Regions from separate parts of the Homo sapiens genome. Here regions 1 and 2 are each linked to region 3. A link is a loop called in an ENCODE intact Hi-C map of the cell type or tissue named here. Cell type or tissue: PC-3. All regions are shown on one strand.

Region 1 (8,000 bases), 120 kb before region 3:
AAGTTTAAAGAAGTTTAAAAAACTTTTAAAAAGTTTGCTGACCCCTGGTCCAATGCATAGCTAACATTTGTTTTTCCCCGTTTTGTATATCAAGGAGTTTATGAAATCAAACCAATAGTAGAATCAATTATTTCTTTTTCTAAACACGATCGAGGAAATTTAACCATTTCATGTTTAGTGTTAAAGTGTTATTTATCCATTGCCTGAACAAAGTTAGCTGCAAGGGAGATATTTCCCTGAAGAAGAACCAGAATGTAGAGTCTGAAATAAATCCTCTCTCCCCCATTTCCCATTATCTACTTATTTAATCTGTTTTAATGAAGTTAATTGCATAGTAGGAATAAATAACCTAGAAGAAAAATACCTTGATTTCAAAATTTAATCATTAGCTTGTTTTTTAGATTAACATTAAACAAATAATTACTTGAAGTAACCATGAGAAGCAAGGCCCTCTATGATGGGCTCCTTTGATCTCTAACTTGCCTACACTTTCATTAGAGGTTGAGAGTAATTAAACAGGAAGGTGACACTTTAACAAAAACTGTAAAACAAATTATTTTTTAATTTTATTTCTTTAATATTTTATTTTAGAAATAATCAAAGTGGACTAGTTTTTCGAATGTTATTTGTACAAAATGTGAGCAAACCCAACACAAGACAAGAATGAAAAATGTTCCATAAATCTCTGTGTTTCTTCAGTATTTTACTTTATTCCAGATGCAAGATTGAAATTCTACATTTATATTTAATAATTTAAAACAATTATAAAAAGTTATGGGTATTTCAGATTACATTCCAAAATATGTAATGATAGTATTTCACTTGCCTCAAATCACTTATGGAACACTATGAGAAATTTGTCCATTAACTCCTCAGATACTTTTTTGAATGTTTATTTTATGCCAGGCACTGTTCCTGGCACTAGGGATACATCAGTGAGCAAAACAGAGCCAAACGAGATTCTTGCCCCTATGACGCTTATATTTTAGTGGGAGGAAACAGACAAGAAGCCACACATAAATAAATGAGGAAATGACATAGCATTTCTAAAAGTGATAATTGAGATGGAAAAAAATCAGAACAGAGTGAGAGAAATCAGGTGTATCAGGGTGAGAGTTGCAATATTAAAAGGGTAGTGAAGGTCTTGTTGAGATGTTGCTTAAGCAAGGACATGAAGATGCAGGAATTAGCCATGTAGCTATCCAGGGAGAGGGACTAGTGAGAGAAAAGGCTCTAAAGTGGGAGCAAGGTTGACTGTGAGTGAAACAGCAAGGAGGTATGGTGGCTGGAGCAAGGTGAAGGAGAAGAAGTGAGAGTCAGAGGGGTAATAGGATCAAATGAGTCAGAGGGGTAATAAGACCAAAATGTAAAGAGCCTTGTAACCACTCTGAGAATATTTCACTCTTAATGATATGAAGACCATAGAGGGACTGGCAGGGAAGTGATGTAATTAAGTTTACTTGTTAAAAGGTCCACTTGACTAGTTTGCTATAGAGGAGCAAGGGCAGAAGCAGGGAGACTAGCAATGAGGATATTGCAGTAATTCATGCCAGAGATGATGGTGTCTTGGACCAAGACCAATTATGAAGGGCGTGAGAGCAGGTGCATTTTGGACTTATTGAAGATAGTGTGTGAGATTTCCTGACAGATTGGATGTGTAAATGAAAGAAAAAAAAAGAACTATTTTGATTCTTGTTGTTTTGTTTTGGTTTTTATTTTTTAACCCAGGCAACTACCATTAGTCAAGAATGAAGTCTACAGGTGGACAGGATTTTGGGGGATGATTAGAAGCTCAACTTGTGGTATCCTGAGGTTAAGATATTTATTAAAATAAAATCAGCTAAGTAAGATCCCAGTATCTGCCTCATGGAAGATGTTACAAGTTATTGCACAAATATTATATATATATAATCTCTCTCAATATATTAAGTACCCCTAGAGTATGAATGAATTAATGAATAAGTATTCATTGAGCAGATGGTACTCAATGAACGACAGACACCATGCTGTGCCCTGTCAAGTAGATGGCTTAACAGAATCCATGTTAGAGCTTCATCAGGTAAATGGTATTGTCTACATCTCACAGAAGAAGAAACTCAGGACAAGTAACTTGACTGAAGTTCACATGGTTAGTAAGTAGTTCTAACTTTAAGATTGAAACTCATTTTTCCACAACTTCAAATAAAACCCCTTTAAAAAATCTTACCAGTGATCTCACAAAAGAAGTATTAGTATATCTGTAAGCAACCATTTATTCAAAATGTGGTTTTTATCTTCAGATTATAACACAAGTGAGCAAAAACAAGCCTGTAAGAAGCACGAACTCTATGTGAGCTTCCGGGATCTGGGATGGCAGGTAGGAATTTTCAGTCAACTTTGGTGCTTCTTTTCTGAATTATCATAAATCCTTAATAAGTCATAGTCTTTGGCAGTAATTTTCCAATATAATACCCAATGATTTTTGACATGACCATTTAGAATATGGCTTATTCACTTTATTTTCATTTCTCAATTAACCTTTTACCATTGAAACATGATTAGTAGGTATCACAGTCAAACAAAAAAACTACGCTGAATGAGACATAGAACACTAAGATATTTAGGAAGAAAAAAAAGAGTGCCGTTGTTTAAGTATTCCAAACTTTTAATTTTATTGTAAATAGAAGATTTGTTCATATTAGTATAAGTAACTCCACTAAGCCTCTGAGGGTCTCCAACTATTGGAATGTCCCTGTCATGGGGAAGATGACAGACATTTTTTTTTCTTGCACTTAAAAATGTATTGCTATCTTTTGGGTAGCCTTTAGAAACAGGATGAGGAGGAAAATTTCACCAAAGTAATTTTTTAATGGCTCTATGTGGTGACAGTTTAAAATGAAATTTTAAGACTTCTCCTAATATTCTATTAGAATGGATTCTCATATATGAGTTCCTGTATTGAGAAATACTATTAAAATGTAAATATATTCAAAATTCATGATAAACTTTCCACATGAATAACTCAATAATTCCTACATTTGTGCCAAGTTTTATTTCTCTGTGGGAAAAATATCAAGGCAACCATTCATGTACCAATTCTTTAGCTTCCCGAAATTTATCATGTTCAGTTTTTAGGAATTTGCTCCAATTTATTTTTTCTAAAGAGACCATAAAGTTAATGCATGAATGGAAAGAAAAACAGCATGCAGAAAAAATATTAAGGCTTTAGGATGTTGTCAGACTTATAAAACTAAGAATGAGTTCTTAAGAAGTAATGAGAATGATCTCAATTAACTTGATTCTCCTTTTTCTTTCGGGTTCACTTGAACTTTCCAGAGTTCATCATTTCCTGTTTAAACAATATTTAGAATGCTATTTTCTTATAATAGTTTTATTCGTGAATACATGTTTAATACATACTATGAATATCTTACATAACTACCCCTTGGGAGTAATTAGAGAGGACAATTTCTTGTGAAAATATTTATACTTTTGTCCTAAACTTCAGCTTAAAATTAAAGGGTGTGGGGAAGATAATTCCATTAGAATAATTGTTGGACCAAGAATAGAAACCTATTCAGATACAATATATTTCAATAACTTTTAAGATTTTTTAAAAATTTTTACTTTGGTGATATTTTTTCTTGTTGTTTTTTTTTTTTTTTTTTTTTTTTTTTTTTTTTTTTTTTGTGTGTGTGTGTGTGTGTGTATGTGTCAGGACTGGATTATAGCACCAGAAGGATACGCTGCATTTTATTGTGATGGAGAATGTTCTTTTCCACTTAACGCCCATATGAATGCCACCAACCACGCTATAGTTCAGACTCTGGTAAGCTTTGTTTTTGAAGGATTAAGAAAAGCTTAGAATGCAAGCATATTATAAAGTTGTTTTAGAGGAAAGCATCTATTTACAATTTTAATGCATTATTTTATCTTCTCAAACTCATTTGTTTCTTTTTAGAGCTGAAGTAACAACTGTGGGTATAGTCAGGAAACTCGGGCTGGTTTAGAGTAATCCCAGTTACACAATGGAGAAGGATTCAGCTAGGAAAACTGGAGTAATAACATGAAATGGTCATCTTGAACTGTTTGTTCATTACACAGTATGACTAAGCACACAGGTTCCCTGGGGCTGTTTCTAACCTAGCAATTCATTAGTAATCATTGCAAAAACATTGAGTAATAGCTGTACTAAATTTCATCTGAGGGTTTTTAATTATTTAAGAATGTTCTATAACATACTTTGGTATTATAAAAGTTCTTCAATGTAGTATACAAATAGGAAGCTAATTTCTATTTCTTATTGTTCTCCTCCTCCTCCTGTAATCTTTAAAGTAGAAATTATACTTCCTTTTCTTTATTCCTCAATCTCAGAAACTTAGCAGTGATTAAATCTCTAATAATCTAGGCTTATTTTTATGAACAATGTACTGAAGGGTTGACGTGATTAACTGATTGCCTTGTACCTAATGAGCTCATGAAACCTATTGAGAGTCTGATGTACCTCATAGCATCTGGCCTATCGATTTGGCAGAGGAACAATCTCCCTAAGACTAAATGAGAGGCTCCTAGAAAACATACCAGACTATGTGACATAATTTTAAATCAATGTTTGGGCTAATATAAAAATTTTAACTTTTGTATTTAAGAAGAATGGGAGAGAACACATTATTTTAGAATCAAGGCTTGATGGGAGTGGAATTATTTGGTGGACGCCAGTAAGAGAAAAGTAGATAGTAGACAATCTTGTCTTTGTGGGTGAGGTTTATTTATGGAAAAAGAAAGAATTACTCTTAGAATTTGTGAAGATTCGACTCTCCATAAGTTTGCTATTTTCCCCCACAATTAATTTAAAACTTAAAGCTGAATTAAGGAATAAACAATGATATCTGTGAACTGGCAAAAGCAAATACTTGAATGACTTGATATTTACTGGCATCTTTATTGACTTAATAAAATACGACAGAATATCTAGACACCAAAAAGTGCAATCTATAACAACTAGAGCATGAACGTTATCAAAGACTGGAAATAACCTTGGGCTAGAGAGCAACAGAAAGATAAAGCAAATATACATTTTGATAATAAATTATTTATAAGTATTCTTCTTTTTATTGATTCATGACCAGTGAGAATGCCTACTTTAGTGCCATATACAAGGTAAAGAGTAAATTTCTGGGGGGATTTAAAGTCTGATATGACTTCACCTTTGCTATCTGTAAGTATAAGCTCTTCTTTATATGGAATAGTGTTTCCAGGAGTATGGAGTGTAGGTAGGCTTTGCAAGGATGGATGTTTTGCATTCAAACTTCTACCACTAAAAGAATTTTTAAGAAGCTAACTTTTCTCTTTGTATATGAGAATTCATGTTGACATGAAAGCATATCAGATAAAGAAGAATGCTGTTGTTTCATCCTATGAAGAGAACTTCATGATCACTGTCTTTCTGTAAGGTCATAGAATAACTCCTATCAGTTGAAGTAATGCTATTTAATTTCTCAGAAAATTCTTTGCCTCTTTTTATCATCATTTTGATGACTATGAAAGCAGACTTTTGCTTCCTTAGATATGGATCTAATGTATCAAAAATTCCCTCAGGCTAAGCAATGCCTACTTATTGAAAAATACCCTTTGTCAAATACTCCCCCTTCTCTCATTTTTTCTTTTTTAAAATAAATAAATACATATTTTCAGCTCTTATGGCTGTAGTAAAGTATCAAAAAACAAATATAAAAAAAATCTGACACAAACTTTGAACAAGAGTCTGCTCTGTATCTCTACCCTGGGATGTAGGACATAAGTCATTGCAAAACTGGAGCATACACGTGAAGTTTGATTTTTTTTCCCTGGTGTTGTGCACGCTTTATGTTTGTTCTGTGAAGGACATGAAACAAAAAGACGGAGGAAAGCATGTTTGTGACTAATATATTGAGAAACCATTCAAGAACAATCCATTTTTTTTCCGTTAGGCTGCCAAGGCCATTGAAACAGCAGGATTATCAATCATGTATGTGTGGGTTATGGAAGATAAAGCTGATGAAGGACATAAGCAGCATCAGAAATTTGTAGAAACTATCCAACTTTTAGTTTTGTGAGGCCTTAGGAAATTTCAAGTTCATGTCAGATCACCTCATTTTTCCTGCTGTTTCTGTCCACATGCAAGGCCCCTATATCATTTCAGCCAGGACGTTGTACAGCCAAAACTGTAAGAGGCTGTATTTGCTTTTTGTGGATCCCGTAAGACTCATCAGTGGGATTTCCCATAAACTCCTCTGGGGGAAGGGCCAGAATAGGTGGGTGGGAAATGGGGGAACTGTGTTCTGGCTCTTTTCTCAATTATTTCAAATCATAGGCAGACTGCCAGTCTGATCAAAATTATTATCAACCCTTTACTTAAGCATTTCACTTTTCATGTACAGACACCTTTTTAGGCTTTTGGGGAGGTGGATGTTCATTTGTAAAGTCTCTAGGCCCTTTGCTTCTGATTTAGCTTAGCCTGCTTTTTGGCACTTGTCTAGGGGGCAGGCAAGGGAGAAAAAAAGTAAATGGATATTAAACTCCAGCCAATGTGATAAAAAAATTCTATGAAGAGCTGAAATCATTGCTCTAAGGCAAGTATTGGATTATATGTGGATTTTATTTTATTATGATTTTTATGCTTCTTTTACCATGGAAAATTAAGAGTTGGCTTAAAATGTATGATTTATTGCTTAATTTTCCTTTTAAAAGATAATTCTTAGATCCAAATCTTTCTGCAACTATGTGTTTTCATTGATTTGCTCTTGTAACTTCCATATTCCTCATGATATATATAGGAACAGTTATTTCAACTAAAAGCAACAACGTGCTAGTTGCTGTGTTCTTTCCCTAGGAAAACTTCCACTGAATATTCTATAGAGGAAGTTTTCTTTATTTGGTGAGATATTTTTCAAGGTTCAAACACATAATTGAATTGGCTGGGTTGATTCCAGGTGTTAATGCTTAAGAATACATCCTTCAGTCCCCCACCCCAGTCATGGAATAAATGGGAGAAGGGAGATCAGCTTAATGGTGTGCCTGATTATGAGTGATAAAATAATCATACCATTTTAAAACTGCAAAAGAATGTATATTTTATTTCTTAATAAAACAAAACCTTTTTTCTTTCCCAGGTTCATCTGATGTTTCCTGACCACGTACCAAAGCCTTGTTGTGCTCCAACCAAATTAAATGCCATCTCTGTTCTGTACTTTGATGACAGCTCCAATGTCATTTTGAAAAAATATAGAAATATGGTAGTACGCTCATGTGGCTGCCACTAATATTAAATAATATTGATAATAACAAAAAGATCTGTATTAAGGTTTATGGCTGCAATAAAAAGCATACTTTCAGACAAACGGGGAATTTCCTAAAATTAGTCTGGCTCATTTTGACTCTTTTCCTATGTACAATATCATGTATATAGTCATTTTTATTTATTTAAACGTATATATTCTCTTCTGTGGAGGCTTTATCAATAAAATCTATTTCATAGGCCACTACATTATACAATAGATCATCTAGTATAATTTTCAATGGGTTATGCTGAGTCCATTCAATTCCATTTCAACATTTTTTTCTAATACAATTTTACATAATTTTCTGAGATTAGACAGAACTCCTTTGACTGTTTAATATTGTGGAAGGAAATTGAATAATTTAGTTATATTGTGCCAATGAAAACCATGATAGAATATTTATTTAGAAATAAGACTTAAAAAAATAACAACCCAAACAAAAATTCTTGGATAAACACAATTTCTCTTTTAGAGTTCCTGCTTCATTAGATAAAGTGAAATGTTGAACTGGATTTGAATAAATAAACGGTAGGCAGAACATAGAAGCTGAAAGATTGCACAGAATTGTTTTAACTGTTTGCTTTAACAGAAGTGGTGTAACTGTAGGAGCATGTTCCTTTTTGGCTTGTGGATTGTAGATTTTGCAAAGAGCTCAAAGCTTCAGGAGACAGGCTTGAGCCTGTGTCCATAGCTTTCCAAGTT
Region 2 (8,000 bases), 230 kb before region 3:
CACATGGAACTTTTTAGTCATTAAAATATAGCTTAATTTCAAATTAATGTGATTGCTTTTACCTAGTATAAGGGATATGCAAGTGTAGCTTGTGGTACATTTTGCTTTGTAACATTTCTAAAGTATTATTCAAGAATTTAAAGTAGTTTAAATATTTTAATAGAAAAATTTCAACCTAGCAAAATTTATATATTCATAAACCATTGAGAAAATCAGGTCATATCATCTAAAATCTGACAAAGAAGCATATGTATGTTACATATTTTAATAAACGATAGCTCAGTCATGAATGTCATAATATATTTTATTAGAATTGCTCTGATCATTCACAAGAGAAGTGTAAGCATGATTTTTGGATTTATGTGTTTACTTTTTATAAATCTACATAGAGTAAGAAAGTCAAAACCAATAATAGTTTTATTCATTGATTCCTATAACTTTTTTATTATTGAGAAACACATTTAAAAATAAATGACATTTTGGTTACATTGTTCAGATTATAATAACATAGCAGTTTATTAGTTTATTGCCTATATGAAGAAATACAATTATTCATTTGACTCTAGAGAAACAATATTAGCTATAAGCTTTAGAGAAACTGTGTGTTTATTTTTATCATGCTTGAACTTCTGAGTAGTGCTTTATATTCAATAACAAACTATGTTGTTTCTTCTTTATTTAATAATTCCAAACTAAATGTCTTACATGAAATTACTGACAAACTGATTCTGATACTAGGTGAGTTTTTCTTGGTAGACTTTAAGGAAAATTAAACCACAGTTTAATTATCCTTTGATCATGCCTTCAAATACATTCAAGATTTATAGTTGATCACTGCTTAGTAAAAAGCTTCAACTTTTGCATTTCTTTTATAATCAAATAAATAAATAAGCATACTCAGAAAAGGTGAAAGTGTAATAACATTATTAGCTGCAATAAGAGTGCCAGTGCTTTTTAAATGTAATATCCGTTAGCAAATATTACCTGTAGTTTATTTCATGTTCTTATAAGACTAAAAAGGATTAGATTTTATTTTTTCACTGTCTTAAAAGACATGCATATAGTTGAGACTAAGTACAAATGAGTCACATTAGTAGTAGGCAAGGGATTTGTATTGAGGAAGTCACCTGGATATTTAAATATGTGAAAAGAATCTGTTGACATTTCCCATAATTAGAAGAATTATATAAAAAGGATCTAGTAGCATCCTTTTAAAAAATGCTTGTGTGTTGTCCTTTTCAAGTCAAATAATGGATTTTCCACAGGTACCTTGCCATTCAGAAATTCTTTTTTCAACATAGTTTTGGTCACGAAGAACAATTAAACTTAATCCAAACTCAGAATCATGTTTAACAGAATACCTACTGTTTAAAATTCAGATGAGATTAGCTTTATATTCATAAGTGAAAAATAGATTTGAATTTACTAAAAGCAAAATAAAAAGTAAATAAATTGCCTAAGGCATGCAGACATCTGAATATGAAACCAAACATATCATTTTAACCTTTATTTTAGTGACTCGTTTATTTTGAAGAAACAAATATAAATTATTAACTGTGTGAAGAGAAATATTCCTTCGATCATATTCATTATTCTTAGGCCACTTTTATCAGTCTCATAGTATTAAATTTTACAGATTGAATTCTTTGCTTTTTCCCTAAAACTGTTGAATATCAGTGGAACTTTTGCTTGGTCAATATAATATTATTTTGTTAGTAATAAAAATGTTTTTCTGTTTAGTTTTATTTTCTTTTTTAACCATCTCTTTGTCAAAAGTGCTAAGTGTTAGTATATGTATTAAATACCAGTACAAGTTAAAGACATGATTAGATAATTTGCTTACAATATTTATCTCTTGTTTACACAAATAAAACATGTAGTGTATTTCTAAGATCTTTTAGTTAGAAGCCAATTTTATTTGATTACTTGGTGACATTATCACCATAATGACATAACACTAGATGTTTTAGAGGAAGTAAAAACAGGAAAATTACTTTTATATTATTCTTTGTATCTACATATTCCTCTGGAAAAAGTTGAACTTTGAGTTTATTAATGGTTTTTCTCTTAGATGTATTTCAAGAATACGTTTTAATTCCAAGCACAAAAGTATTTAAATGTGTTGTTAAATTTTTTAAATATAAAAACATATTTAGTCTGTTATCATGAAAGAAAAACGCTTTCAAAAACTAAACCTTTTTTGCCTACTTACCCTAATCATTAAGTTCTCTTGGTACTGGAAGGAAAAAATGCTTTATGTTCTCAGTTGACAGATTTGAAAGACATCATTGATAATTTATTATTGTTTTTGGCTGAATCAAGTGCCCAGTGGAAAGTAATTTATATACAAATCTACCTAAAGATGCCTATCTATGTAGTCTCTCCAACAGAGTTATTAACACTTGTGTAACATAAACACACCCATAAACACATGGAAGTTTTTTTTGAAGGGGGATGGGTTGGAAGGAAAGATAATATAAAGCCATTATAGTATATATTCATAAATTATGCCTGGAGTAACTAATGCTAATAATGGGTAAAGCAACAATCATTCTGTAAAAGTTTTAACTTTTGAAGAGAAAAATATTGCTGAGTGAGGAGACCTTTTTCTCTCTTCTTCAACAACACTTCACATTCATAATCACGACCAACGGGATTCTTTTTCTCCTTTAAAGATGGTTGATTATCAAGTGATTGGCATGACAGACAAACTCTGGGTTGCCAGAGATAGTTATAATCATAGTTTAATTAAATGCTTTTTTTTTTTTTTTCAAATTGTAGTGGTTACTCACAAATATCAAATTTTAAAAGTTTAATGAGACGTATTAGCTGGAACTAAGAAGGACTTGGGACTGCCTCAGCTGCCACCTCTCCTTCCCTTTCATTCTTCCATTTTCTGTAATATCACCACTCTCCCTCCTCCCTTCTCATCCCAGTATTTTTTGGCCTTTCCTCCTTGTTCTTGGTCTCTGTAGCCCCAGGCTCTCTTGGCACCCCTCTCCTTACCACTCCCACACTTCCTGGGGTCTGCCTTTCGTCCTGGTTTGCTAGAGGCTTAAATTAGTTGAAAATCAATTAGTTACAGTTTGAGAATTGAGGTACACTCTCCTGTTTTCTCTCCAGTTGAGAAGGAAAAGGTTATGATGTGCCAACTGCAGCCTCCACCCACTGGGAGAAAAGCTCCCCAGGGCATCAGAGCTGCCCTGGCTCTTGCCATCCCCTGTAATTGTTTCTCCATCATCCCATTCTTCTTTGCCTCCTCATCTCTCCCTAAGGATCCCATTGACAGAATTTAATTGTGTTTTGCCTTTATTTTATAAAATAACATTTAAAAGGGAAAATTTCAAGAAAAGTAAAAGAAAGAAAAAGAAATCAACAATGAACAAAAATAACACTCATCAAACATGCCATTCCTGTTTAGTTTATAAAAAGCTTTTGTGTTTATTATCCTTATTTAATATTCTGTCACTTCCATGAAGAAATTATTTTTTTTTGAAAAGAGATAATGAGAAAGAATAAAGAGACGAAGAGTGAGATATAGAGGCATACAGGAATAAGGATGAGACAGAGAAAGAAAGAAAATATTTTTGAAAAAGAGCCTGAAAGAAAGAAAAGGAATGAAATGAGTCATTAAAGGCTGGTTTTTCAGTTGTACAGGTGGAGGAGATGCTGGGAAATCCTCAGTCTACCTCATACCAAACAGCAGCTAATTCAACATCCCCAACCACATCAGCTCGAGGGGAAAACCCTTTCATCCTTACACACTAAAATACCGAAGTGGGGAAGGAGGGGGTTGTCTCAGTATGTGTGTACAAGGAGCATACAGACAAGCTACTCACATTTACAGTCATAAATAATGTAGTAGCTCAGCTTTAAAAAACCACAGGTTAAAGGAAGAGGCTTCCCTGACGCACAGGAGAGGGGCTGAGATCAGAGGAACCACTGAAAGGGTTGGAGAGAAACAATGAATCCCTTGTTCTAAGTAATATTTATGAGTGCTTCTTTGCACCTTAAGTTCATATTTTATTGGCTGGGCCGTGGGGTTTCCCCATTTGCTCATCTCTTAAAATAATACCCTTGGCTAAGATATCCTTTAAAACACACTAGTCAGCCCTGACAAACAGCTCATTTATTTAGAGGAAAAAGGGATCTGTTTTGATTTTGATGTCAGATTGGGATGTTTAAGATTCAGCTCACAAAGTCTGACAGTAAGATAAAAATAATGGTGGAGTATTCACCTGACTTTTTCAGAGATGTTTAAAACAATCTGCATAACCAAGTAGTAGTAACACCTAGTTTGTATGAGTCTTGACCAAGAAGCTGTGGATAAATGATAATTTTAAAAGGCAGAAACAAAATCTATGAAAATGTACAATGTTTAAAAAGAGAAAAAAATACTATTTGTAGATTAGTAAGAAAGGTCTTTAGTGGTTTGGGGAGAAAAAAACAACAAAAACAAACAAACAAAAAACCCCATAAATCAAAAAGAATGCATTAACCTCGGCTTGGAAGGCAGTGAATTAAATACATATTACATAACTCTTAGAAACTAAAACCTTGTATAATTCTGAATAGTTGGATGTTGAAATTAAACTGGAGGTTGTGCTGTTTTATGACTTCTAAGACAATGAAGATCCTTGTCTTCAATATTGTGTTTGTTCAATTTCTTTCTAGAAAAAAAATTAGCAACTTTTATTGTTCTTGTTAAACAGGTTTCCTGGAGTTGTTAGGAATAAAGAAAATAGTTTTAAAATGTCAGGATCAACAGATGTAAATCCTATTTAGATTTTATTCAGGACTATAACACATGTCTAAATCAAGAAAAGATTTATTAACATGTACAAAATCCTTCAGCTATTTTAATGCTATAATGACATGAAAAGTTCAATGTTATTTGTTGTTCTGACTCTGTGATTACCCTTTCTATATAGGAGACACAGCCATCTCCAGAATCTTCAGTTCATGGCATATTACTGCTCACATGACTTTAAAGTTCAATTATAAATTAAATTTAGTTGCTTTCTTTTCTGTGCTTCCATGGCAGAAATAGAGTAGTATACAGGAAGCCAGAATGCTTGGATTGGAATCCCATATTCCACGCTTACTAGCAGCGTGAACTTGAGCAAGTTATTTAAATTATTTGTGCGTCTGGTTGCTTATCTAAAAAGTGCAGATAATAAGATCACCTTCCTCGATGAATGTTGAGATAATCTGCATGAGCAGCTACATAATCTGTGGACCCTGATGCAAATGAAAATGCAAGCCCCTTATTCAAAAATTATTAAGAATTTCAAGATGGTGGCAGCAGAGTATTACACCAAGAGCAGGGCCCTTCTAAGCCCGGGACCCTGTGCAACTGCGCAGGTCACTTGCCCGTGATGCTAGTCCTACATGTTTGATTACATGTTGTGGCAACAGAAACCATGTCCCATTCATCCCTTCCCGCCTGCCCCACCCACTGAGATGTATCAGCATTTCCAGAAGAAAAGAGACAGAATGTGCAAACTGAATTATTTAGGAGAGTTTAAATGATGTTATAATGTTTATAGTGTTGTGGGCAGAGGTTTTGTTTTGTTTTGTTGCAGCAAAACAAGGGATCATATAGTATCTTGGGATGGCAGGGTAGCCTTCACTACTCCTGGGCAGGGGGCATAGTTACCAGAAAGCTCAGAGGAGAGATATGTGGGGAAGGTGCCCTGACAGAAACTGTGGCATTGGGAGAAAGATGCCATGCATCTAATCCTTAGATACTCAGCGGGGGGGATACAGATACCAAGGGATAAATACCCAGACCATATGCTTTGGTCTTCCATTGGTTCACCCTCACTGAAAGCCAGAGAGCCACAGAACCCATTGGTGCAGTTCCTAAAAGTTAGTCTTTTGGTGAGAATAGCAGAATAGGGAAATGTGGAGAGTGGATCTTGAGGTACAAATGGAAGATATTTGGCACAAGTAGATAAATAAACATTGGTTGTTTAGTCAGCAAGTGTTCTAGAATTACTTCAATTTCAGTGCAAGTTACTGATATATATGTTAATCTTTGTATTATTTAGTTAATTTATAGTAAAATTCAAGAGAGAATAATAATTTAGTGTGAGAGATAATTACTTCAGGAGTTGGTGAAATAAAGTGGTAAATATAAGCATGGCATGCTGAAAGAAAAAATCCTTAAATTGTACATGGGTCAATAATTTCAGGTGATATATTAAAACCATTTTAGAGAAAATTGAAATTAAGAAACAAAAATTACCCAGAAAACAGAAGCCCCTAAAACAAGAAAAAGCAGCACTTTCAGATCACAATATGAACTGCGGACTGCAATTGCCAATGAAAAAATTCAGTATGGGAACGAGAAGAATATATGCAAGTATGTAGAGCAAAATGAAGAGCAATATATTTTTCAAATCCCTGTTTATTGTCAATTGTATGCCATACCTCCTGAGATGATCCACGACTGTGTGTTAAAGCTTTTTTGAATTCTGAGTGGAATCATATGATATTCTCACATGCAGCATTCGCATTCCATAGTTAATGTTGCAGGCATAAATAATGTTAGAATGAGGTAGATAGGGATTATTGTCTTTCTTCTTTGCTACCTTTATTCTCCTCTGGCAGACCATCTGTGACTCAGAGAGGCAGAATTTAGTAGTGGAGCAGGTATGTCAGCTATTTAGTTCTCATAAATAATCAAGCACTAAACCTTGAGGCCAGAGCCACTCCCTGCCCTTCAATCACAGAGAAACACTGAATAGAACAACTCCTTTCCAGTACAGTTTGTGTTTTCCATCAAATTTGCTACAGTTGGAAATTTCACTTATATAATTATTAAAAGAGGAAGAGAGGGTGCAACTCAGAAACTGTGTAGGCTCTTCTGCAAATAACCTTGATGCAGACACACAAAAGACTTATTTATCTAGTGGGGAAGCAATGAAGGTTATTAATTAAATATGCTTTATGTCAAAATTTTTGTAGATGTATTCTTTGCTCTGGGTGAAGAAGGGTCATTTGGTTCTCCCTTAACTGTTTTAGTAGGGTTTCAGTGTTAGGGTTTTGGAGCCAGACTGGTTTGAATTCCAGCTGCGTATCCTTGAGCAAACCATTTCACTTCGTTGAAACTATTTCCTCATCTAAGTGGAGCTCATAATACAGAATTGGAGTTAAGACTGTATAATGTAAGGTCCTAGACTTTTGAGCCTACATGAGACAAATACTAAATTAATGGTCTCAACTGCTATTACAACTATTTCTACTAGAATATACTATGGAGATCTAATGTTAGAGGAAATCTACATTCAGCCTACAAGACTTTGTCAAATAAATGCCTTGCTGAAATTCTGAAACATTATGCACATAATTTTTCCTCTGTCTAAAAGAAAAACCTTGAATTTCATTGACTCTTTCTTCAAGCTGGACAGCTGATGGACTCTGTTCCCCCACTAGAGTGCTTTGGAAAAGGTCAGTCTATGTCAGAGCCTTCATGAGACGGACTGTGGTGCTTTCCTCTGAGGACCCAAAAGCAACATTTTCTGTGATTAGCTGCTGAAAGGTGCTTTTCATACTACCTTTGGTCAGAGTCCTAGAACTATTCCATGGTTTTACTTTAATTTTAGATATTACCTGTTCCATTTCCTTGCTTGTTAAGGAGGGGAAACTAATTAGAAGCCAAGGTAGTAATATACAATTAGAAGATATTTGATTGTAAAGACATGGACAGTCTATAAAGAACCCTTTGAAAGAATGTAAAAAAAAAATGAAAAGTTTTTAATGCTTATTTTCATAAGTCAACTCACTTTGAGGGTTTTAATTTTTAAGAAGTTGATTCATGATGAAAATTTAGGTGTATAAACTTTTAAACTCTAAGCAGGAAAGTCACTCTGTTCAAATAATCTTTCAATCCTGGAGCTTTCAGTATTGTCTGTAACTCAAATCATGTCTGAATTTATGATTTATAATTTGCAGCTATTCTCATTACTACTTAAATCATTATTATAATTTTGTTT
Region 3 (8,000 bases):
ATAGCACAACAAGGGGACTATAATCAATAATAATTTAATGAATAGGAAGAATCAGTATCATTAAAATGGCCACACTGCCCAAAGCAATTTACAAATTCAATGCTATGTCTATCAAAATACCAATGACATTACTCACAGAACTAGAAAACAACTAGAAAGCAATGCAAATCAAACCCCCAATGAGATACTATCTATACCAGTCAGAATAGCTATTATTGAACAGTCAAAAAATAACATGTTGACAAGGTTGCGGAGAAAAGGGGACACTTACACACTATTGGTGGAAGTGTAAATTAGTTCAATCATTGTGGAAAGCAGTGTGGCAATTCATCAAAGAGCTAAAAACAGTATTACCATTCACCCCAGCAATCCCTTTACTGGGTATATACCTAACAAAATATAAATCATTCTTTCATAAAGATACATGTACGTGTATGTTCATTGCTATATTATTCACAATAGTAAAGAAATGGAAACAACCTAACTGCCCATCAATGATAGGTTGGATAAAGAAAATGTGGTACATATACACCATGGAATAATATGCAGCCATAAAGAAGAATAAGATCATGTTCTTTGCAGGAACGTGGATGGAGCTGGAGGCCATTATCCTTAGCAAACTAATGCAGAAATGGAAAATCAAATGTTGCATATTCTCACTTATAAGTGGGTGCTAAATGATGAGTACATATTAACACAAAGAGGGGAACAATAGACAGTGAGGCCTACTTGAGGGTGGAAGGTGATGGGGGAAAAGGTCAGAAAAAATAATTATTGGATACTAAGCTTAGTACTTAGTTCCTGGGTGACAAAACAATCTGTACAACAAAACCCCGTGACACAAGTTTACCTCTACAACAAGCCTGCACATGTACCCCTGAACGTAAAGTAGAAGTTTTAAAAAACAAAACAACTAAAAGGTATAATTGGATTGTTTGTAACACAAAGGATAAATGCTTGAGGGGGATGACTAACCAATTTCCCATGATGTGATTATTAAGCATTGCATGCTGGTTTCAAATATTTTATGTATCTCATAAATATATATGCCTATACATACCCATAAATTTTTTTTAAAAGCAGCCATAAAAAATTCATTCAGATTGACTCATAATTTTATATTATTGTTAATCAGTCCATTAAAAGAGCTATATCTTTTTCTAATTCTGATTAAGTGCGGCATTATTCACAATAGCAAAGACTTAGAACCAACCCAAATGTCCAACAATGATAGACTGGATTAAGAAAATGTGGCACATATACACCATGGAATACTATGCAGCCATAAAAAATGATGAGTTCGTGTCCTTTGTAGGGACATGGATGAAATTGGAAATCATCATTCTCAGTAAACTATCGCAAGAACAAAAAACCAAACACCGCATATTCTCACTCATAGGTGGGAATTGAACAATGAGATCACATGGACACAGGAAGGGGAATATCACACTCTGGGGACTGTGGTGGGGTGGGGGGAGGGGGGAGGGATAGCATTGGGAGATATACCTAATGCTAGATGACGAGTTAGTGGGTGCAGTGCACCAGCATGGCACATGTATACATATGTAACTAACCTGCACAATGTGCACATGTACCCTAAAACTTAAAGTATAATAAAAAATAAATAAATAAATAAATAAATAAATAAATAAATAAAAATAAAAAAAAATTAAAAAAAAAGAAAATTATGAGGGAATGTGAAATACCTTTATAAATTTAAAATTACAAGGATTGTTTTAGCCATCAAAACAGAAATACAATTGCTAGGAAACAGATTTGATTTTCTTCCCTTTTACAAAACGATATTTTTGCATTTGATGTTTTCTAGTTATAGAATACGTATTTATTATAATGGCTGAAATAATTGGAAGATATACAAAAATAAATTTATTCATTTCCCTACTCTCTATTCCAGTTGTGTTTTCCCTACTGTTTTCCTACTCCCTTCTTCCAATTCTGTTTTCCTAGGGTAACTACAGAGTATATCCTTGTACTTATTTCTCCTTGATCAGAAAAGCATATCTATTTGTGCATGTGTGTGAATACACACACACACACAGGCACACACACACGTATATAACATTTTTATCATTTGTTGTTATTTATAGATATTGTCTTTAATATACCTATTACTATGCAACTTGCTTTTTCACTTAGTAAATGGGCCCACCTTTTTGGTCAGTAGATCAAATTTTAACCTGTTGCTGCTCTAATTCATTAATGCATATAAATAGAAAATTAATTATATATAAGAAATTATACAACACATGCTAGCTTTAAAAATTATTCATTCTTTTTCCTTATTATTTGCTTCCCCTCTCCTTCCTGTCTTTTATAATAGCTCATAATATATACAATTATAAATACATAGTTTTTGTTACTGTTTTTTTTTACCAAAAATTTATCTGGTTTCCTATTTATCATATTTGTATGTTTTAATAATTGCTCAGTAATATCTTGTGAAAATCTCTCCAAATAAAGTGATATTACTCTAATTTATTTCTTAATGGCTTTATATTTTGATTTAGACATTTTTTGATTCTTTCACCCACTCTTTCATCAATGTGAATTTATTAGTTATTAAGTTTTGATTTATACACAAAATATAAGGATATAGTGGACATCTTTGAACATATGAAAACTGTGTCTTTCCAAAAATATTTTTAAGTCAATCGTGGGTTTGGAGAATTCCATTCAAACAACAGAAAGATAAACTTTAGTTCATAGAAGTAAAATTTTAAAATATTACACTAAATAGTATATATAATACATAAAATACAAATTTTGTAATATAATATATGTCACAAATATATATGATATAATACAAATAAGGATGTGATAATGTTTTAAAGAATAATGTAGCATGTGCCTACAATGGTGATACAATATCACTAATGCATTTGAAGGGCTTTCTCTTTTCTCAAATATCACTCTCTCCTTTCTTTCTTACACCTCATTATAGTGCTAGTGATAACACAATCTTGAATGTGAGGTTTTACATTTTTATGTTTTTATTAATTTAAATTAATTAACTAATTAATTAATATATTTCTTTATACAGCACAAGTTGTATAGCTTAATAAAAGAATGATGCTGTATGTACTCCTCTATGTCTTCTTTTTTGTATATATTATATTTATGTGATTCATTCTTGTAGTAGGCAAGCGTCTAGTTATTGTCATTAGCTTTTAGTTTTGGGCATAATTTTCAATGAATAAATGAAATTCATTTACTTGTTATCCTGTTAATGCACATTTAGTTTGTTTGTTATTTGTATGTATTGAGAAGTTAAATTACTGGAGTATTGCATGAACATCTTCAACTTTTGGAGACACTGCCAAATTCCTCCTCCCATTATTTCTCCTCCTCTTATCTCCCACCTGCCCCTCCTCCTCTTCTTATCCACTTTCTCTTCTTCTTTCCCTTTTTCTTAATCTTTCTTTCCTTCTTTCTTTTTGAGATGGAGTTTCATTCTTGTTGCCCAGGTTGGGGTGCAATGGCATGGTCTGGGCTCACTGCAACCTCCGCCTCCCGAGTTCAAGCTATTCTCCTGCCTCAGCCTCCCAGGTAGCTGGGATTACAGGCACATGCCACCACGCCTGGCTAATTTTTTTTTTCTAGTAGAGAGGGGGTTTCACCATGTTGGCCAGGCTGGTCTTGAACTCCTGACCTCAGGTGATCTGCCCGCCTCAGCCTCCTAAAGTGTTGGGATTACAGGTGTGAGCCACTGTGCCTGGCCCACGTTTCTCTTTTTCTTTTCTTTCTCCTTCATAATTTTCATTGTCATTATCCTTCTTTTCCCTAGTTTATGCAACTAGTGAAGGAAAACTAGAATAAAACTGAGAGTAGAGAACATTTATGTGATTATTAGGAGATTATAACCTTAAAACACTTAAACAAATTAGAGTGTATGGTGCTTATGTGTGGAGAGCAGCAACTTAAGTTCTAGTTCCAGCACTGCCTGTCTTTATGATATGCTCTTTCATAGACTATTCATCTCTATTTCCTTATCAATAAACAAAAATAAATATGCCTGTCTTCTCCAGTGGAATTTTAGCTCCAGAAAGACAAGAAATATGAGTATTTGGTTCAGAAACATGGTGTTTGGAAAGCATTTCCTGTGTCTAGAATAGTGCTGCCATCTAGTAGACGTTCAATAAATATTCACAGAATAAAGAATTTATGAAATAACTATTTTAGCAAGGTGTTGGTACATAATAAGTGCTCACTAAATGTTTGCTAATAAGGTACTGTCCTGCTAGTAGCAGCAAAAATGTTATCAGTAATGGTAGTGGTTATGCTGTTTTTGTTATTAGGAATAATAATAGTAGCTAACATTTATTGAGATGGCACTATATGTCAGTCACATGAATTACTTAATTTAATAGTTCAACATTTCTTTGCAGCAAGTATAAATACCATCATTTCATGAATAAGAAAACTAAAGCAAATAAAGTTTAAACAATTATTACTAATTATAACTAGAGTTTATAGAATGATACCATAGTAACTAAATAATTAGTCTGTTTATCTGTCAGATGTGTAAATATTGTCATTTTCCTGTGTTTGCCTGGGCTGCTGCTAGGACACATAGATTTAAATTTGCAAGTTATTCTTAGCAATATTTAGAACCATATGGTATAAATTTAGTGTTTATTATACTCTTGGCTTTATTCTCCTGTTTCCATTTTTTATTTATCTTAATTCCCTAAACTATTTAATTTATCTCTTTTACTGTATATATTTTTTAAAGCTACCTAAAACAAAACAAGGTTAGGAACATATGAAAACAGATTTCTTCACTTGGCATATCTCCTGTCATTTGACTAAGAATCCTGTGGATTAGGCAGCCTTATCTACATTATATAAATGAGTAAATGAAGTTTTCAAGAAGACAACATGACTTTCAAAACATAACAAAGTCTGAAAATAAAAGAATCCAGGACTCATTTCAGACTGAAAGTATTTTTTGTTTTGTTTTTGTTTTTTAGGTTTGCCTCTAAACTAGCTAGCTTCTGTCTAAACTAAGCTTTTGTCATTTGAGGTAGTTTTGGAAGCTGCATATTAAACTCTTTCTTAAAATAGATGTGTCTAAATAACTTTTTATTTCCATTTTTTTTTTTTTTTTGAGACTGAGTTTCGCTCTTGTTGCCCAGGCTGGAGTGCAATGGCACCATCTCAGCTCACTGCAACCTATGCCTCCAGGGTTCAAGGGATTCTCCTGCCTCAGCCTCCCTAGTAGCTGGGATTACAAGCGCCCGCCACCACACCCAGCTAATTTTTTGTATTTTTAGTAGAGACGGGGTTTCACTATGTTGGCCAGGCTAGTCTCGAACTCCTGACCTCAGGAGATCCACCCACCTCAGCCTCCCAAAGTGCTGGGATTACACCACGCCCAGCTATAACTTTTTATTTCTAATATCACCTTGTCCCCATCCTATTCTGCCAGTTTGGTTTATTATCACAATTGCAATGGAGACTTAATTTTATCATTTATTATAGCATCAAATTCTAGGGTCACAGCTATTTAGATCATGTTCAAAGTGAGTTTTGTAGTTTCAACATTTGACAGTAATATGGATAATACAAATTATGTTTTGGGCATCCATTGTGGATCTTCTCTTACATATTTTCTTAGTGCCCTTCCTCTTGGATTTACAAAGCCACTGTTGTGACAATGATTTAGTCTTCATTCTCTAATGAATAATTCCATTAAATATGCTGTACATACATGTATCTATGATATCAATTTAATGCTGATGGGAAACACACACACACAGACACACACAGACACATACACACACACACACACACACACACATATCAAATTATAGAAGGAAGACCAGGGGAATGTATATAATTTTGATGTTCATGCTGAGCATTCACTATTCTAGGAAGAATACAGGAGGCCTATGACTAGATATGATCTCTACTCAGAAGAGTGTATTAAATGAAATTAAGAGAGACCATTGTTTTGGATTGAGCTTATACACCAGGCCCTAACAAATCAAGCCAAGTCAAAAGGGAGTTGCTGATGTTAAATGCCACATAATCGAACTGAAACATTAAGAAAGCAAATAAATCCCAAAACAGACCAATTTTTCGTGAACATGAGATTCTAGTCTACCACAGCATAATATGTTATTCCCCTCAGCTTTAATTATTATAAAAAGTAACCCGAAGTAACCTGATGTTCACCAATGTTGGTTTTTGTTTTTGTTTTCTATATTCTGCTTCCTTATCACCACTTTACAAACCCTATAATCTACCATTGCTCAGAGGGAGCTCTCATTTTGTTCTGTAGAATGGAGACTGTGCCGATTTATGAATCTCAAATAAAAGCTCGTCAAGTCTATAGCTATACTGTTGTTATTTTCTCTTTGACAGATGTATGCTAGTTCCTTGGCTGAAACATCTTAAATGGTAATAAGGTATTTCGAAAATAGAAGGAATTCCTTGAATATGTATATCAAAAATAATGCTCCATTTGTTTTTATTTTTTAGCTGGCTCTTTAAAAAGGCAATCTTCAAATGTATTGTGTGGAGGAAGTAATTTTATTATCACACTTATTTAGACTTTGGAGGGACAACTAACTCAAGGTTTTAAAAGGTTATATCACTGCAGGAAGCCCTTTGTACCGTCCTATACTCCAGGTGGGTCTGTCAGAAGTGAATAATGATACCAGGAACTCTCTCTTCAATCTACCTTTTTCACAGAGCTTGTTTCATTTTATTAAATTTGTTAAACAGTTCATCACTTTGACCCTAAACTTTTTTCTTTATTATTATATAGATTTAAAAGTGATACCATTTTGCCTGTAATTGCAATGAGAAAAATGCATGGGGGACCTGGTGTGAATGCAAGATGCCTCCTTTGTTTGCACTCTCCAGAGGCATATTACTCATATGTTAGTTTAACACATGCCCACAGGCAACAGCTCATTGCTTAGAGTTAAGAAATATGAATCCTTACACTAAGCCATAAGTTATTTAGCTTACCAGCAATTGAATTTAAAAGATTTAGGTTGTGAGTCCAGCTGTAACACTGGAAACAAAGCATGTATAGTAATAAGGACATATGGAAATTTGAGTGAGTTGCCACTGGTATAGCCAGGAAACTTAGACCCTTTGTTCTTAGTGAGAACAAGTTACTGTACATTTTACTCATTTTTCATATTAACCTTCAAAGTTCTGTTGATGTTCCATCTTGATCTTTACCTGAATGTTTACATATACCCTCCATAATACTTGCAGGATATTTTGAACACATCAGCATTCAAAATATGCTTTAAAATGTTGGCTTTTTTTCTAGTTTAAAATGTTTTTAATCATTCCTTAATTATATTCCCTTTTGAGGTGGTCTCTACTTTATTAATATGTGTGTAGGACTGGGTTCTGTGTGATGTCCTAGGTCATATTATTAATCACTTGTGAAAATGAAACAAGTACCCTAAAATCTAGTGCTATACTTGATCATGAGACTGATATTTTCAGTGTTTCAGAGTGGAAACACCAGAGGTTCATTATGCTGCTGGAGGACTTCCAGCTACTTCTTATTAGGCTAATATCTGGGTCAGAGGGTGGGCGATGCTGGAAGACAAGACTGGGTTCCCAGAGCAGCTTCTGTGTTCAACTCTCATGGCCGCTACCAAGTGCCCAGAACTTTAACTCTACTTCTCTGGTCACATTTTTTATTCAATGTCACTATTCTTTGTGTTCAGCAATGGCCAGCATCAATAGGGCTGGAACAATGAATTTTTCTTTTATGCCCTCTGTCCTACCACTTGAGCTCTCTTTACTCTTTCTTTCTTGTCCCATTCTCATAGTGCTGTCATAAAGGAGAAATCCTGCTGAAGGTGCCTGGCAGATTATTCAATATAATGCAGCACCTTCTCCACAAACTTAAGCGAAAGCAAAAATCAACTATCAGTAAGAATGGCATCTAAATGATGACTAGCTTGCACCTTGGACAGACAGTATATAGTCTTTATTAATTTGTA

Evidence for each region. Peaks named below come from ENCODE experiments on the same cell type or tissue, not always from the same donor. Only the 100,000 strongest peaks of a DNase experiment are listed, where the experiment ranks them.
Region 1: a loop joins it to region 3, with 1.9 times the contacts of the local background. A loop is called at or near these places in 2 of 110 quality-filtered maps.
Region 2: it touches region 3 in a loop (3.0-fold over the local background); 2 of 110 quality-filtered maps call a loop at or near these places.

What each region holds. Positions count from the first base shown.
Region 1 is chr6:55,754,813-55,762,812 of GRCh38, reverse strand. BMP5 (bone morphogenetic protein 5) reads left to right here. Exons shown (of 7, transcript NM_021073.4): 5 at 2,280-2,356; 6 at 3,698-3,808; 7 at 7,131-8,000. The coding sequence ends at 7,280. Among named protein-coding and RNA genes, the nearest start is that of BMP5, 120 kb to the left of the region's middle. In PC-3, no CTCF peak of the experiment used is centred here; a DNase peak (open chromatin) is centred at 4,062; H3K27ac peaks cover 3,698 bases.
Region 2 is chr6:55,864,973-55,872,972 of GRCh38, reverse strand. The region is part of intron 1 of BMP5 (bone morphogenetic protein 5); the gene reads left to right. Among named protein-coding and RNA genes, the nearest start is that of BMP5, 6.6 kb to the left of the region's middle. In PC-3, no CTCF peak of the experiment used is centred here; DNase peaks (open chromatin) are centred at 3,932 and 6,642; H3K4me3 peaks cover 1,307 bases; H3K27ac peaks cover 5,662 bases.
Region 3 is chr6:55,635,536-55,643,535 of GRCh38, reverse strand. It overlaps a transcript of HMGCLL1 not described here. Among named protein-coding and RNA genes, the nearest start is that of HMGCLL1, 60 kb to the right of the region's middle. In PC-3, a CTCF peak has its summit at 4,120; a DNase peak (open chromatin) is centred at 6,965; H3K4me3 peaks cover 472 bases; H3K27ac peaks cover 3,076 bases.